Regions from separate parts of the Homo sapiens genome. Here all the other regions are linked to region 1. Evidence: chromatin contacts called from ENCODE Hi-C or POLR2A ChIA-PET data. All regions are on one chromosome and are shown on one strand. Each heading gives the region's core, a stretch centred on a gene start or an enhancer-like site at or near the end of the contact. The rest is flanking DNA. Distances are from core to core; before and after follow the strand shown.

The links. Hi-C counts contacts between places; a loop is a spot of excess contacts on that map. ChIA-PET counts read pairs that join two places held with the same protein, here RNA polymerase II (POLR2A). Pooled maps may share reads with other maps.
Region 2: a loop to region 1 is called in a map of heart right ventricle, with 7 times the contacts of the local background. The contact joins two enhancer-like sites. A Hi-C loop is called at or near these places in 10 of 168 maps with a recorded cell type or tissue (Right ventricle myocardium inferior, cardiac septum, endothelial cell of hepatic sinusoid and 4 more) and 6 of 50 pooled maps.
Region 3: a map of gastrocnemius medialis shows a loop between it and region 1 (6-fold over the local background). The contact joins two enhancer-like sites. A Hi-C loop is called at or near these places in 3 of 168 maps with a recorded cell type or tissue (gastrocnemius medialis and psoas muscle) and 2 of 50 pooled maps. POLR2A ChIA-PET finds 5 or more read pairs at or near these places in 1 of 52 experiments (BJ).

What each region holds. Positions count from the first base shown.
Region 1 is chr22:27,509,505-27,514,200 of GRCh38, forward strand. All of the region lies in intron 1 of LOC105372981 (a long non-coding RNA gene), which reads right to left. Among named protein-coding and RNA genes, the nearest start is that of LINC02554, 200 kb to the left of the region's middle. Within about 2 kb of position 2,852, at least 13 of the 41 ENCODE cell types and tissues checked have a DNase peak (open chromatin) inside an H3K27ac peak, as active enhancers do; they include heart left ventricle and heart right ventricle, where a contact is called at or near this core.
Region 2 is chr22:27,576,120-27,580,645 of GRCh38, forward strand. No RefSeq gene overlaps it. Among named protein-coding and RNA genes, the nearest start is that of CPMER, 140 kb to the right of the region's middle. RefSeq lists enhancers at 1-320, 321-821. Within about 2 kb of position 1,257, at least 4 of the 41 ENCODE cell types and tissues checked have a DNase peak (open chromatin) inside an H3K27ac peak, as active enhancers do; they include heart left ventricle and heart right ventricle, where a contact is called at or near this core.
Region 3 is chr22:27,634,895-27,638,966 of GRCh38, forward strand. No RefSeq gene overlaps it. Among named protein-coding and RNA genes, the nearest start is that of CPMER, 78 kb to the right of the region's middle. RefSeq lists enhancers at 2,520-3,020, 3,233-4,037, 4,038-4,072. Within about 2 kb of position 2,362, at least 6 of the 41 ENCODE cell types and tissues checked have a DNase peak (open chromatin) inside an H3K27ac peak, as active enhancers do.

The sequences.
Region 1 (4,696 bases), core at 1,602-4,101:
CCAGGTGCACATAGAAACATTTTGTGCTGAGAGCAATGTGGGTGAAGCACTAAAATACATGCCACATCCTCCTCCCTTCTCCACCTGGAGAAACACTTTATCTTCTTCAAGACTTAGCTCAGAGTATAATTTCCTCTGTGAAACCTTCTGCTAATCTCCCAAGGAGAATGGGAATTTGCTTTCTTGCAGCAACTTTATCTTGTCTCTATCACAAACATTGCTTCCATTCATTTGCTGGACATTCCCTCAAAGGCAGCTGGGTGCCAGGCACTGTACGGCTCTCTGATCTCACTGCACTATAACTGTTTTTTTTTTTTTTTACGTGCCTGTGAGCACTAGATCATGAGTTCTCTGCAGGTGGGACTATGTCAGATTCATTTTTGCATCTCCAGCTCCTAGCACATAGTAAGCACTCCGTGTTGGCTGATTTACACTTCAAAGTAAAAGTAATCCAATAATACATGAAAAGCACTTGACTTGGAACAAGACCTGCCACAATAAAAGTCCTGAAGAAAATTGTAGTTAATGTTGTGTGGATACAAACTGTGTGGGTCCCTCTTGAACATATCACAACCCTAATCTATTCTGGAAGGCACCCACTTCACCCCAGGTGCTCCAAACAACAGAGCTTGAATTCCCTTGGGAGCCCCCGGCACAAGGGCCACCCAAAATTAGACCTGCCCCTGCTGGTGCTTAAAATTAGAAGGAGTTTGCATTCCAAGATGCCAACAGGTGCGAGCAATAGTTCATGGACCAAAATAAATTGGTGACACACTAGGGCTTAAAATTAGATGAACCCTCTTGGTTCAAACTGTTGTCCATGGCGGGTGGTTGTCTTGGGTAAAGGATAGAGAGGAGGATGCTCAAACTACTCAAAGCCTGAACTCAGGAGATGAAAGGAATCCACATGGACTGAAAATGTATCTGGTGCCAGGCCCTGTGCCGGCAGTCTGGATTAAATTATGCAGCTGGATGTGCACAGTGGTGCTGGAAAACAGTGCTGTCCTTATTATCATCATACGTTGCCAATGACAAAACAGCTTCATGCCAGGGACTTGTCCAAAGGCACCCAGCTAGCAGGAGACAGAGCAGGGTTTGAAATCCCACCTCTCACTGGCTGCCCCAGGCTTGTTTCAGGGTGCCAGACTACCCACCACCCCTACTTCCCTAAGTAGCCTTTGTCTGGGTGGATCATGTGTCCTGGCCCTGAACACACTGATTGGACAAAGCAATGGTTGTGTGCCCTAGTGCAAACCACTCATTAGCCAGGGACTTACAGGTGGAAAGAAGTAACTGAACCAATCAGATGTCACCTGGAGGAATGTGCACTAGGCAACTGTCCTAAGAGAAAGGGATGCAGTAGGCTCTACTGAGGAAAGCGAGAGGTGGGGCAGCAGCCCAGAGCAACACGGTCACATAATGACTTCAGCAAATACTAAGGAGCAGACGGGCATATTACACTGTATCCTCAACTCATCCCTGGGAATTTTACCCCCTTTTATAGATGAAAGCAGCTGGGTATTGGTGAGGTCACCAAGCAACCCCACAGAGAGGTGAAGACAAGGTTTCAGATTCCAAAGTCTTCCAGTCTACTGTAGGAACTTAGGGGTGTGTGTATATTCACGTGTGTGCACAGATATGGGAGAGGGCATGCGCGTGTGAGTGGCTGTGTGTGTGCCCATTGTGTATGTGTGCATGGATGTGGGTGTCACACAGGAAGGATGCGAGAATGGGAGATTCAGAGCAGGTTTGGTCCTCAAGGTGGCTGCAATGGGTGCCCCACACTTCAAGCCACCAGTAACTCTGTGATCCTCTTCACATTTCCCCTGTTTTCCAACAATGGGGCCACATCAGCCCCACCAGGGCTCTACTGGAAATTGTTGTTGATACCTAGACAGAAAGGGCTTTTCACTGTCCAGACCCCCATGGGCTGGTTGCTCTCCCAGGATCAGCACGAGGACTTTCTGTGAGCTCTGGAAAAAAGTAGACTGCACTTAAGAGAAAACTTCCCAAAGGAGTAGATTTTAAGTCTGCTTCAGTTGAACGCCATTGATCTCTTTCTCTAAAAGACCCTAAACAGTGAGAGAGTCCTATTCAGAGGTTCTGATCAAGGCTGGGTAAGGCTCTGCCCCCACCAGCCCTCTGTGTGCTACCGAACACAGGCATCAAGCTTTGGAAGAAGCCACTTCAAGACAAATTCTGGGTCCTCCACCTGGAGCCAGCTCAAACCTCCCTGAACCTGTTTCTCCATCAGTAACATGGCGAATATTCCTCCTTCATAGGTTGTTCCAAAGAAGTTAAAACTATAAAGTCAGAGATCAGTAATAGTCAGTTTCTTTGAGCATCTTGCATAATGACATAAAATAAAACTGTACTAAGTGTCAGGAACATTGGGTTCCACTTTTTTGCCTTGCCGTTGACATACTCCATGATTTGGGGCAAGTCCTTGTCCTCTCTGGACCATATTGTTCTCTGTTCTATAATTAAAGTGTTAGCCCTGATTAATGGATTCATTCTTACTATGTACTGAGTCTTGGACTCAACATGGTAGGTGTAGATGTGAATATGACAAAGAAGGTCCCTGTGGCATCTGGGAAGGCTTTACCCAGACACCTTAGGAAACTACTATTGGTGACTGACCTTTGGAAGAAGAGGCACGTAAGCTAACTCCTTTTTTTCTTTCTTGGGAGGTTGCAAGAGTAAAGAGCATGTTCAAGGAAAGAAGGAGTCCCTCTCCAGGGTTCTCCTAGGTCTGTTTGTTGATTGGCTCGTTGAGTACGTAACCCACATGTACACACACACATCTGCATGGGCATGCATAGACATGCGACGCACACACCTACCAGAAGGCAGGGTTCAACAGGCCCAGCAGCGGCGTCTTGGGGAAAAGGACTGATTCGAGAGAAAACAGGAAGCAACTCCAAGTGTTCAAGCCTCCCTCTGCAACCCCGTTCCTTTTCCACACATTATGAAAATGAGATTGGACGGTGGAGGGTAGAGAGGTGCGTAATGCTCCTGCTATTTCCTGACGTCCTTCCCAGTGCCTCAGAGGCCCAGATCGAGTGGAATTATCTCCTCCCCTGGCTGGGAGGGAGCTAGCTTAGAGCCAAAAACACCAAGATATGGAGAAGAAGCCTGAAGGACTATACAAACAAGCTAGGCTCGTGGCTTCAGGCCAAGAGGAACTGAGCCAACAACCCTCCCCTGTCCCAGTGCAAACCCAGATGTTGGCTGGCCCCCCCGCTATTGGCCACAGAGGTGATGGGGGTCCCACTTCAGGATCTGAGCCCTGCTTGAGTAAGACTGACAGGGGGCTGGTGTGTGAATCTGGAGAGAAACAGGGGACTGGGTGCCTTCCTTTCTTTCTCTCTCTCTCTCTCTCTCTCTCTCTCTCTCTCTCTCTCTCTCTCTCTTCCCAGTCTCTGCCTCATCATCTTGTCACCTGTATGTATCTCTCTCTTTCTCTTTGCAGTGTCAGCCCAGTCTTTTTCTCTGGAACAAGTAGGGTGAAGCTGGCAGGATGTCTGAAAAATCCAACCTGACCAAAAACTTGCTATGAAACCCAAATTAACATAAGACACCCTGTTCTGTCTATCACACTGATAAAAATGGAAACATCAATAATATTCTTCATTAACAAAGGTAGAGCAAACAGGCTGTCTCAAAAATTATTAGTGGGAGTAAAAACCAGTATTAAATGTGCACGCTCCTGACCAAGCAATACTACTGGCACAAACTCAACGTGCACAAAGATGTATGAGGAAGTATAAGAATACAATGGTATTGTTTATACACCATTGTTTGTCATAATGAAATCTGCCAATAATGCAAGAATGATGTAAAGGGGACTGGTTAAATAAGTCAAGGTGTCACCATACTATGGAATATTATGCAGATATGTAAAAGAATGAGCTAGGTCTACATGTCAGGCATGGAAAGACATCCATGAACAAAGAAAGTCACATAAAGGTTTAGCTGGGGTAGCTTAGGCTATGCTTAATAACAAGTATGTCTGAACACCTCAGTGGCTTACTACAAAAAGGTTCATTTCTTGCTCAAACAAAGTCTAATGGAAGCCTGGTCACTCTCCAGGGTAGCTGTGCTCCATGCTGTGACTCAGTGATCCAATCTGAGTCCATCTCATGGCTCTACTATCTCAATACTATCTCGGCATCCTGTTCACTATAGAGGGAAGAGAATGCAGAAAGAACTCACACCTGATCATGCATGCACCACCCTTTGCTGGGAAGTCACATGCCCTCTGCCTAATTACAAGGAGACAGGAAAATTGGGAGGAGTAAGTTGATTTTAAGTGAGCCATAAAAAGGCAAATGTAAGAATTATCCCCACTTTACATATGGAAAAATGAAGTCTCAGACAGACCACCACTCACTGCAGTGAATGTTTTTACCTCCCTAGCATCCATCCACCTCTTCTTCAGCCGAGGGTATCATTATATCCCTTCAGAAAGACCTGTTCTAATCTCACCCACACAGAATATGTGGGTCATAATTGCCTTAGGTTAGTTGCTTCCACAATTCTCTCAGTCATAGTGACTGGTTCTGGGAGGTACTATAGTTCAGTCAGAGCCAATGAAACCAATGGATACTCTCATGGGAGTTCTGTGTAAGCATCTGGATCAATCCATTCCTGAAGCTAATACCAACCACTTCGGCCAATATATTATTACTCCCTT
Region 2 (4,526 bases), core at 7-2,506, 65 kb after region 1:
TGATACGAACCTTAGTTTCCCCATCAGCAAATTGAGAACTAAAGATATCTTTAAGATTCCTTTCCATTTTAAATGTGTTCAGTCCCCAAGACACCCTCGAGAGGCCAACCTGGCCTGGCTGTCCCCATTGCACGCAGTGGAAACTAAGGCTCAGGAAGGGCAGAGGGCTAGCCCCCAGTCTCGTGGTAGCTTCAAACTGGACTCAGCCTTAGAATTCCTGCTTGGACCACAAAATTCAGCTCTCGTGGCAAACTGCCCCCCGCACCATGAGAGCCCAGCAACCTTGCAGAGCAATGGGTCCCTTTCAAGGGTCTGGCTCCTCTTAGCCTGGGGCCGGATGGTGTCACGGAGACATCTGGGGGCAGTCTGGCAACCCCCTCAGCCTCTGGGTCTCTGAGACATCCTGGGCCGTGGCGCACATCTGGCTAGTTGGCCGGAACCACAGCAAACATCTGTGGGAAGGGAGGGAAGGGAGGAAGGAAGCTGGTGCTCCCAGGGTCTGAGGGACAGAGTCCTGGCCCTGCTCCAGATAGCCAGGTAAGCACTTTGGCTTCAGGTTTTGGAATGTGTCTATGAGTCAGTGCATGCACACACATGGTATACGTGTGTGTACGTGTGTTCGTGTAAGCACTGTGTCCATCGTGTGTTGTATGTGCATGCATGTTGCATATGCATATGTGTTCTTGTGCTGCATCCATGTCTTTGTGTGTATGTTGTCTGTGTGTTTGCATGCACACATGTATTGTGTCCGTGCTTGCTTGTGTGTACATACATGGATAGGTGGATGTGTCTAGGTGTATGTAACAGGGATGTATAGCAGCAAAGACTGAGCTTGAATTCCAGGCCCACCACTTCCTGGCTGTGTGACCCTGAACCAGTTAGTGTACCTCTCTGGGTCACTAACAATAGCACCCACCCCATTCAGCTCATGAGGCTTTGGGGAGCTAACCCATGAAGACCAATGAACACTGGCCCACAGCAAAAGCTGCATAACTGGCTGCGATTATTCCGCTTCTTTTCCTGCCGGCTGCGTCTCTGGGTGCCGCAAAGATCCAGCCATCAGGGCCGGCTGCTTGTTGATGGGCCTGCATGCCGCCCCCCGTAAATTCAGGAATCGCCTGCCGCAGGAATGCCATATTTCTATCATCTCCCAGACAGCGTCAGCCTTCTCTGAGCTGTTTCCCTTTGGCTCACAGCCAGGTTTAAGAGTTTTACGAAAATTCCCAAGACCTTTAGCCGTCTCGACTTGAGAAGACAGGGCTGCTGGGCTGGGGAGAAAATGAGAGGCTACTGAAGGCAGGAAGCAGGCTGCATTCCTGGTCCCAAGGAGGTACGGCTGGCGGGAGGCTCAGAAAGCCCAGGACATTCTTCTCCAAGTTAAAAATACGCAGCACGTCAGCTGCAGCAAAGGCCTCTGCAACCTAAATCTATTCCAGAAAGCGGAAAGGTACAGCAGCATAGATGTTTCAGGCTAAGAGGAAAAGAAGGCCGTTCGGTCCCAACACTGAAGGCTCCCAGCCAACCTGTGTCCTCCGCACCGTCACCCCTGACAGCGGTGTTCCTTCCACCAAGTCCGCGCGTCCTTAGCGACATTCTCCAATGCACAGCACCCAGATCTGGGGTTCAAATCCCAGCTCCACCCCTTACTGTGTGTCCTCTGGAGACTTGCTCTACCTCTCTGAGCCTCAGTCCTTTCAACTTTAAAATAGGAACAAGAAGGCATTCCTTAAGAGGTGCGCTGAGGGTTAACAGAGATGGTGTCTGTGAAGCGGAGCCTGGTCTCCTTCCAAACTCAGGCAGGGCCTACCCCTGGGTGAGCTCCGCCTCTCCTGACATACACACTTGTTTGAGGGGCAGGGAATGCCCCAGGCTCGGGAGTCAGGAGGTCTCAGCTGTGTTTGCTGTGTGGCTTTAGGCAAATCACTGAACTTTTCTGTGTGACACTCCCATTTCCCCACCCATGAAATAAGATGGTTGAACTGGATCAGTAAATCCCAAAAAGAGGTTTAAACACCCCAGTGGCTGGGAGATGGTGGTACACAGGCATAAAACTTTTTGTTTTTAATTCTCAAATATTTATTTTTATGTGTATTAAAAATATCATCACTTCCAATTTGGGATGTCATGGATATTGTTGCTAAGGCTGAGGCTAAAATCTTTTTTAAGTGAGTTAGTGTAAAGTGGATTTAAAGAATGACGTTGGGTTAATAATGGGGCAAAAACTACCTAGGTGGCCATGAAAGACCGAGACTGGGGGATATTCCACAGAGAAGGTAATCTCAACCCCTGGCTTCTCTCCTTCTTGGTTTTGATATTATAAGTAAGGACCTGGCACAGTGGCTCATGCCTGGAATCCCAGCACTTTGGGAGACCAAGGCAGGAGGATAACTTGAGGCCAGGAATTTGAGACCAGCCTGGGCAACATAGTGAGACTGCATCTCTACAAAAAATTTTAAAAATAGCCAGGTGTGATGATGTGTGCCTGCAGTCCCGGCTACTCAGGAGGCTGAGGCAGGAGGATCACTAGAGCCCAGAAGTTGGAGATTGCAGTGAGCTAGGATTGCACCCCAGCACTCCAGCCTGGACTACAGAGCTAGATTCTGTCTCTAGAAAAACTAAAAAATAAAATTATGGGTAAGTCATGGCATCTATGAGCCTTAGTTTCCTAGTCAGTGAAATAGGGATAATAAAAGGTGCCCCCCAAGGCCACGACGAAGGTCTAATGAGAAGATGTCTTGAAAAGCACCTGACAAGATGCCTGGCAAATAACAGATGCCCAGAGGAGTGACTGTTATTGCGGAACTTGTATCAGAAGCCTAAAAAATTAATCATCATATCCTGAATTACTATTAATTGTATTATTATTATTTTCCAGCCACTGTTCCAAGCACTTTATATGAATACAGCAGGGATCATTTATGAAGCACTGATTGTGTAACAGGCCCTAACCACATTTTATCTCATTTAATAGCTCTGTAGTTCACACAAACGGCTCTGTAGTTCACAATTCCAACAGATGGCTATTGAGCATTTACTTGATTCAAGACACAGAAGATTCCAGAGTAAACAAGCCAGGAGAATCCCTGCCTGGTGAGGCTTCAGTGATACAAGGGCTGTTTTATAGCTGAGAGGTCTTGGAGATGAGATGAAGCTCTAGGACAAGGCAAAGGGCAAATGTGAGCCTGAGTCTGTCTGATTCGAGTATTCAGGCTGTCCCCACAGGGACTCCCCATCCCCGGGAACAGTCAGAGCATCTTCACACCCAGGCAGCTGTGAAGGAGATTGGAGACCCATCCATGTAAAACACAAGAGCAGGAGCCGACAGTTACCCTCATCTTCGATGCTCCCTCCCTTGACCCCACTGGAGGACATAAGTGTCCAAGAGGCTGAGACAGCCCCAACTGCCATCATCTGCAAACAGAGAGATGGGGTTACTGTCACCCCTTGCCCATGCAAGGGGGATCACCATGGGACAGAGAGACGCCAAGGGCATGTTAATGAACCATGCATGCTGAACTTGACACACACTGGAGGCTCCAACTCGTTCCTAAGGGACCTGTACCCTAATTTTTGCCCATAATGGGCTCCAGGTACTGTCATTCGAAAGGAGTCAGTTTGTCACTTACAGAGCACTAAGGATTGAATGAGATGGGGCTGGGTGTGAGGAAGGAGGAGAAGGCAACTGCAGGAGATGTGGACACCGTGCGGGCTCCTGCAAATCGGGCAGCAGATCTGGCATTCCTACCTAGGCTTTAACTTCCCAGCTCTTTGACATGGGCCATAAAACCTAAGCCTCAGCTTTGCCATCTGTAAAATGGGGATAATCCTATCAACCTTGCAGGGTCCCGTGTGTGGAACTGCACACAGGGTGCACATCACAGGCAGCAGCACAAAAGTGGCCCAAGGTCCTGCCACAGCTTTCCCAAGCACATGCCATGAAGGGCAGCTCAGTTCTGGGTTCTGTTTCAGCAGGAATGGGCTATGCAGTCTGGCACAAGTGCTCCTCCTCCAAGAAGCCTTCCTTGACTGCCTCTTGTCAGGCTGATTTCTCCTGCCTTGAATCTACTGCAGGGCTTACCTCAAAATCACAGGTCATTCCACTGCCTCATCCTCAGGTCGTGGTAGAATTTAGTGGCACACGATTGCCCTGCTCAGCTTGCAGATGAGGAAATTGAGGCCCAACAATGGAAAACGGAGCCAGTGTGGCTCTCTCCACCTCCCTGCTTCTCTGGGCTTTGCCTCCCCACCACTCAAAAGAACAACATAAAGCAAGCAGCCGCTCACTGAAATCAGCCTTAAACCTGAGCCAAGGCTGCCCCTTGACTTCTGCAACCAGGAACCCTGAGTCATGCCCTGGCCTCAGCCCTGGCGGCTCCAGATGGGGGCACCAAGGCGGGTCGGCAGTTTGCCACCTCCTGGCCACTTCTGCTAAGTGGAAACACCAGCAGGAAAGGGGTGAGGCCATGTGTGTGCCAAGCGGGCACCACACATGGGTGTCCCTCTGTGTGCAGTGCGTGTGTGCCTAA
Region 3 (4,072 bases), core at 1,112-3,611, 120 kb after region 1:
ACGAACCCAATCATCCGGCCCATGCGAGCTTCTCCTGTCCCCCTGCCGCTGCACCCTCACCAGCTCCCTCTCTCTCCCATTCCTCCTTCAGGTCCCGATTTCAACTTCTCTTCCTCCAGGAAGGCTTCCCTGATTTTGCACGAGTACACACACACACACACACACACACACATACGGTGAGTGCATTTACCTGGTCTTTGCCTTCGGGCACGTACCAGAGTATAACTTAAGCTCAAAAGTCATCTCCTCTGCATGGGGTACTTTTTTCCATAGCCCAATGCCGAGAACAGTCCTGGCTCATAGTAGGTACTCAACAAATGTTTGTTGATTGAATAAGTGTGAGAGAAGACACGAAGGCATGCGTGCACCTGTTGGAACGAAAGAGCTGCAGGAGCTTGAGAGTTTAGTGTGGGAGTGCCTGGCCCCCTCAATGCAGGGGCTATGACCAACCCAGACACCACATATTATCGTGGTCAGAGGCACAGAGGCCCTGAGACAAATCCTGCCTCTGTCTGTTCCCAGCTCTGTGACCTTAAGAGACTCTCTTAGCCTCTCTTGGTCTCAGTTGCCTCATTGGTAAACTGGGTTCTCAAGAGGTTTAAATGAGGTCATATAGAAAGTGCAATCAAAAGAGTGCCCAGCACATTCAAGATACTCAATCTGTGTGGTCGGTGTGTTATTATTTTTCTCCACCTCCCCGGCATTCAGCCCTAGACCAGGCAATCATGAGCTGTCAATCAATGGAGATACTACCATCATCACCATCACTCAGAAAGATGGATCAGACCATGAGAACTTGTCACCTGATGATAATCATAAACCCTGACATTCACATGGGCCTGAGAAGTTACCAAGAGCTTTTCCTGGGTGCTGCTCCTCCAGGTTTCAAGGGCAGGTGGGGGCCCAGCCCAGAACTCTCTCTCTTCAGCCTCCCTTTGGAGCTTCATACAGCAGGCTCATCCTCTGCTTCTCCACCCCTCACTACCTGACTTCCAGCCAGTTCAGTTCCACTGTGAACTCTGGGAGAGATGGACAGCTTGGCGATGGGAATGTCAGTGCAGCCTCAGGCCAGAGAGCCACTGCTCAGTGGAAAAGTGGTCTCTGGTCCTGGGCGATGGAACAGCATTTCCAGGCCTGGCAGGACCTGTCAAAGGCCCTGTCCTAGAGACACATCTGTACCCTCCACGCCTCACCCGTCTCTGGGATCCTCAGCCTGGGTCCCCCAGCCATGCTGGGATTTAGAACCAATATTTTTAGAAAGCACAGCTGAGGCTTTTTAACAAGGTTATGCATTAATTCAACAAACATTCCCGGCTTGGGTGCTGGAGAAGCAGAAATGAAGTCGATACAGCCTCTGCATCAAAGAGCTCACACTTTAAGTAGGAAGGAAGGTGGCAGCTTTGGCGAGAACATGGGGCTTTGGGGGAGCAATCAGGGCAACTCACAGCCAAAACATTGAAGCAAAGATGTGGAGAAGAAGGAATTAGCAAAGGCAGAGGGAGTTTCAGGCACAAGGAACAGCAGGTGCAAAGGCTTGGTGGCTGGAGAAAATGGAGAGAACTTGAAAAATGTGGCAGGACTGGAGTAAAGACAACGGTTGGGGAGGCAGAGTGTGGCAAGAGAGGGGCATCTTCTTCCAAGACTTCCCTTTATTGGAAGGCAAAGCCAAGGAGAGATTTGGTCTTACAGATACTTCATTCATTCATCTGCATGGTCATTCAACAGTTACTGACAGCATCCTGAGTCAGGCATAAGGTGGGTCCTGGGCAGAGGGAAACAAACAAGGGAAGGGCATGAGATGGGTGGGAAAGTAGGGGATGTGGGGCACAGCAGATGGGGAAGGCATCAGGGACGGCTCCCTGGAGGAGAGGGCTCCAAGCAATCTGAAAAAAATGCCTCCTCCTACCTCTAAACTGAGCTCAGGTATCCAGGGGAATATCAGCCCCAAAGCTCTCACCCCCATCAGTGGCAGGGAAGGTCCAAAATTCTCCAGGGAGCTGCTTATCCACTCATTCATTTGTCCATTCATTCATTCATTCATTCATTCATTCATTCATCATTTCACCCAGCATTTGCTCAGACAGACAGAAAACCCAGCCCTGCCCTTAGAGGCTCCCAGCACCACTGAAAAGGAGACAAAGGCATGAATAAGCAAACAGAAGTCAGTATCAATGGCGGTGGAACATGGACATCCAACACTAGCTGTCAGCACAACCTCCTGAGAGTTTTATAAAACACAGTTTCCCTGGGCCCGACTGCGAGCCACTGACTCTACCTCATGGAGTCAGTCCAGGGAATCTGCATCCTAAAACTCCTCAGGGACTGGAGATGGCTCAGCCTGGCACTTGCCTGCTGACGGTCATTTCAGAATCCGTCTGTGCCAGGAGCACCAAGTCCCTGAGGGACTGGTAGAATCAGGTGGCAGCCGGGGACAGGCCTCTGCTGACTTCAGGTCTTATTTTAGCCTCTGGCATGTCCCCAGGAGGCCCCACAGGAGGGGGCCGAGGATTTTACAGGAGGGATTTGCACGGGTATTTTCAGTCTAGATGGAGGATCAGCCTGGCCATAGCCAGCCCCGCAGTTAGAGAAACCAGGCACTGAAGTCTAATAGTACCCACCACCCACCCTGGAGAAGCTGGCCTCCTGGGCCTCCCTGAGCCCTGGGGTGGAGACTCGCTGTCAGAGATGAGCTGAGAGACCTGTGTGGGCCTCTGAGCAGATCTGGCATCTGGCAGCTTGGAACAGCTAGAGACTATGTTTGCAAAAGATGGGTGAGGGAGGCTGGGGGTATCATCTCCATTTCACAGATGCAGAAACTGAGGCTTGGAGAGGCCAAGGCCATTGCCATACCCTGAGTCAACCCCAAGTCCTTGTAACAGTGAACTAGGTCTTTGCTAAAAAGACAGCCCCGGTGCCTAACAGATGTCATTCCAAGCCAATGATTAATAAATAATGCTAACACTCGATGCTGGTAACCAGCCAATGCTTACATGAAGCGTGGATAGGCCAGGCACCATTCTCAGCACTGGGCATATTTTACCACTAACTCCTCTTCATCCTCACCAACACCTACAAAGCAGGCAGTAATAGTATGCCCATTTGACAGATGAAATGAACTTGGGAGTTGGGCAGAAAGATCCACGGAGCCCCAAGTCCCCAGTGAGTCTTTCCCTCCCCAGACCACCTTCCCAAACCCTCCCAGCCCTCATGCTTATTCTGATAAACCCTCCAAAGCCCGGATTAGTAAAGGGGTTAACAAGGTGGATGGCACCCCCCAGGCTTGGTTTGCACCTGCCAGTTAGAGGCAGAAGGCAGTCTGGGGTCAATGGACAAAGCCAGGCACGAAGTCCAAAGCATGGGTTTGAATCCCAGCCCCGCCCTGGCCTTCCTGAGCCTCAGTTTCCTCTGCTGAGAACTGGAAGCATCTATTCCCACCCCAAGTACCACCTAGCATGGCAGGTAGGGTCAAGAGAGCAGGAATACGCTTCTCCACCTGCAGATGAGGAGGCTGAGGCCCAGAGAGGGGTTGGCAGATGCTCAGGGACCCCTGGCTGGGCTGGGAGCAAATGAGCTCTTGTGAATCACATGCCCCTGTCAGAATAACAATGAAGGGGGAGCCGAGAAACAATGAGGGCCCAGTTGACTCTGCCCAAGGGGCAGTCGGCACAGGTCTGTCTGACTCCTGGGCTGATCTGACCGTTCTCAGCAACAGAAGTAGGGGAAGGCATAGGTACTGGGGTTTCAGCCAGTCTCCTACTAACCAGCTGGGTGACCTTGGACTACTTACTAAACCTCTCTGAACCTCTCTTTTCTCAGCCTCAAAATGGGGACAATCACAGTAAGGCGGTTGCGAGAACCCAGGAAGGCAGGAGGTGTGGAGTTGCCTTTTCCAGATGGAGCACTGGGAACTCAGGCTCTGGGGTGGGGAAGGGACTTGCCCAAGATCACAGGGCACCCATGCAGCTGAGCAGAAGCTTGTCTGCGGCTTCTCCCCCACCCACAGGCCTGAGGAGGAGGGGCCCCGCCTCTGGTGGTGGGGAGGTGGGATGAGGGAAGGGTTCCCTGAAGCACG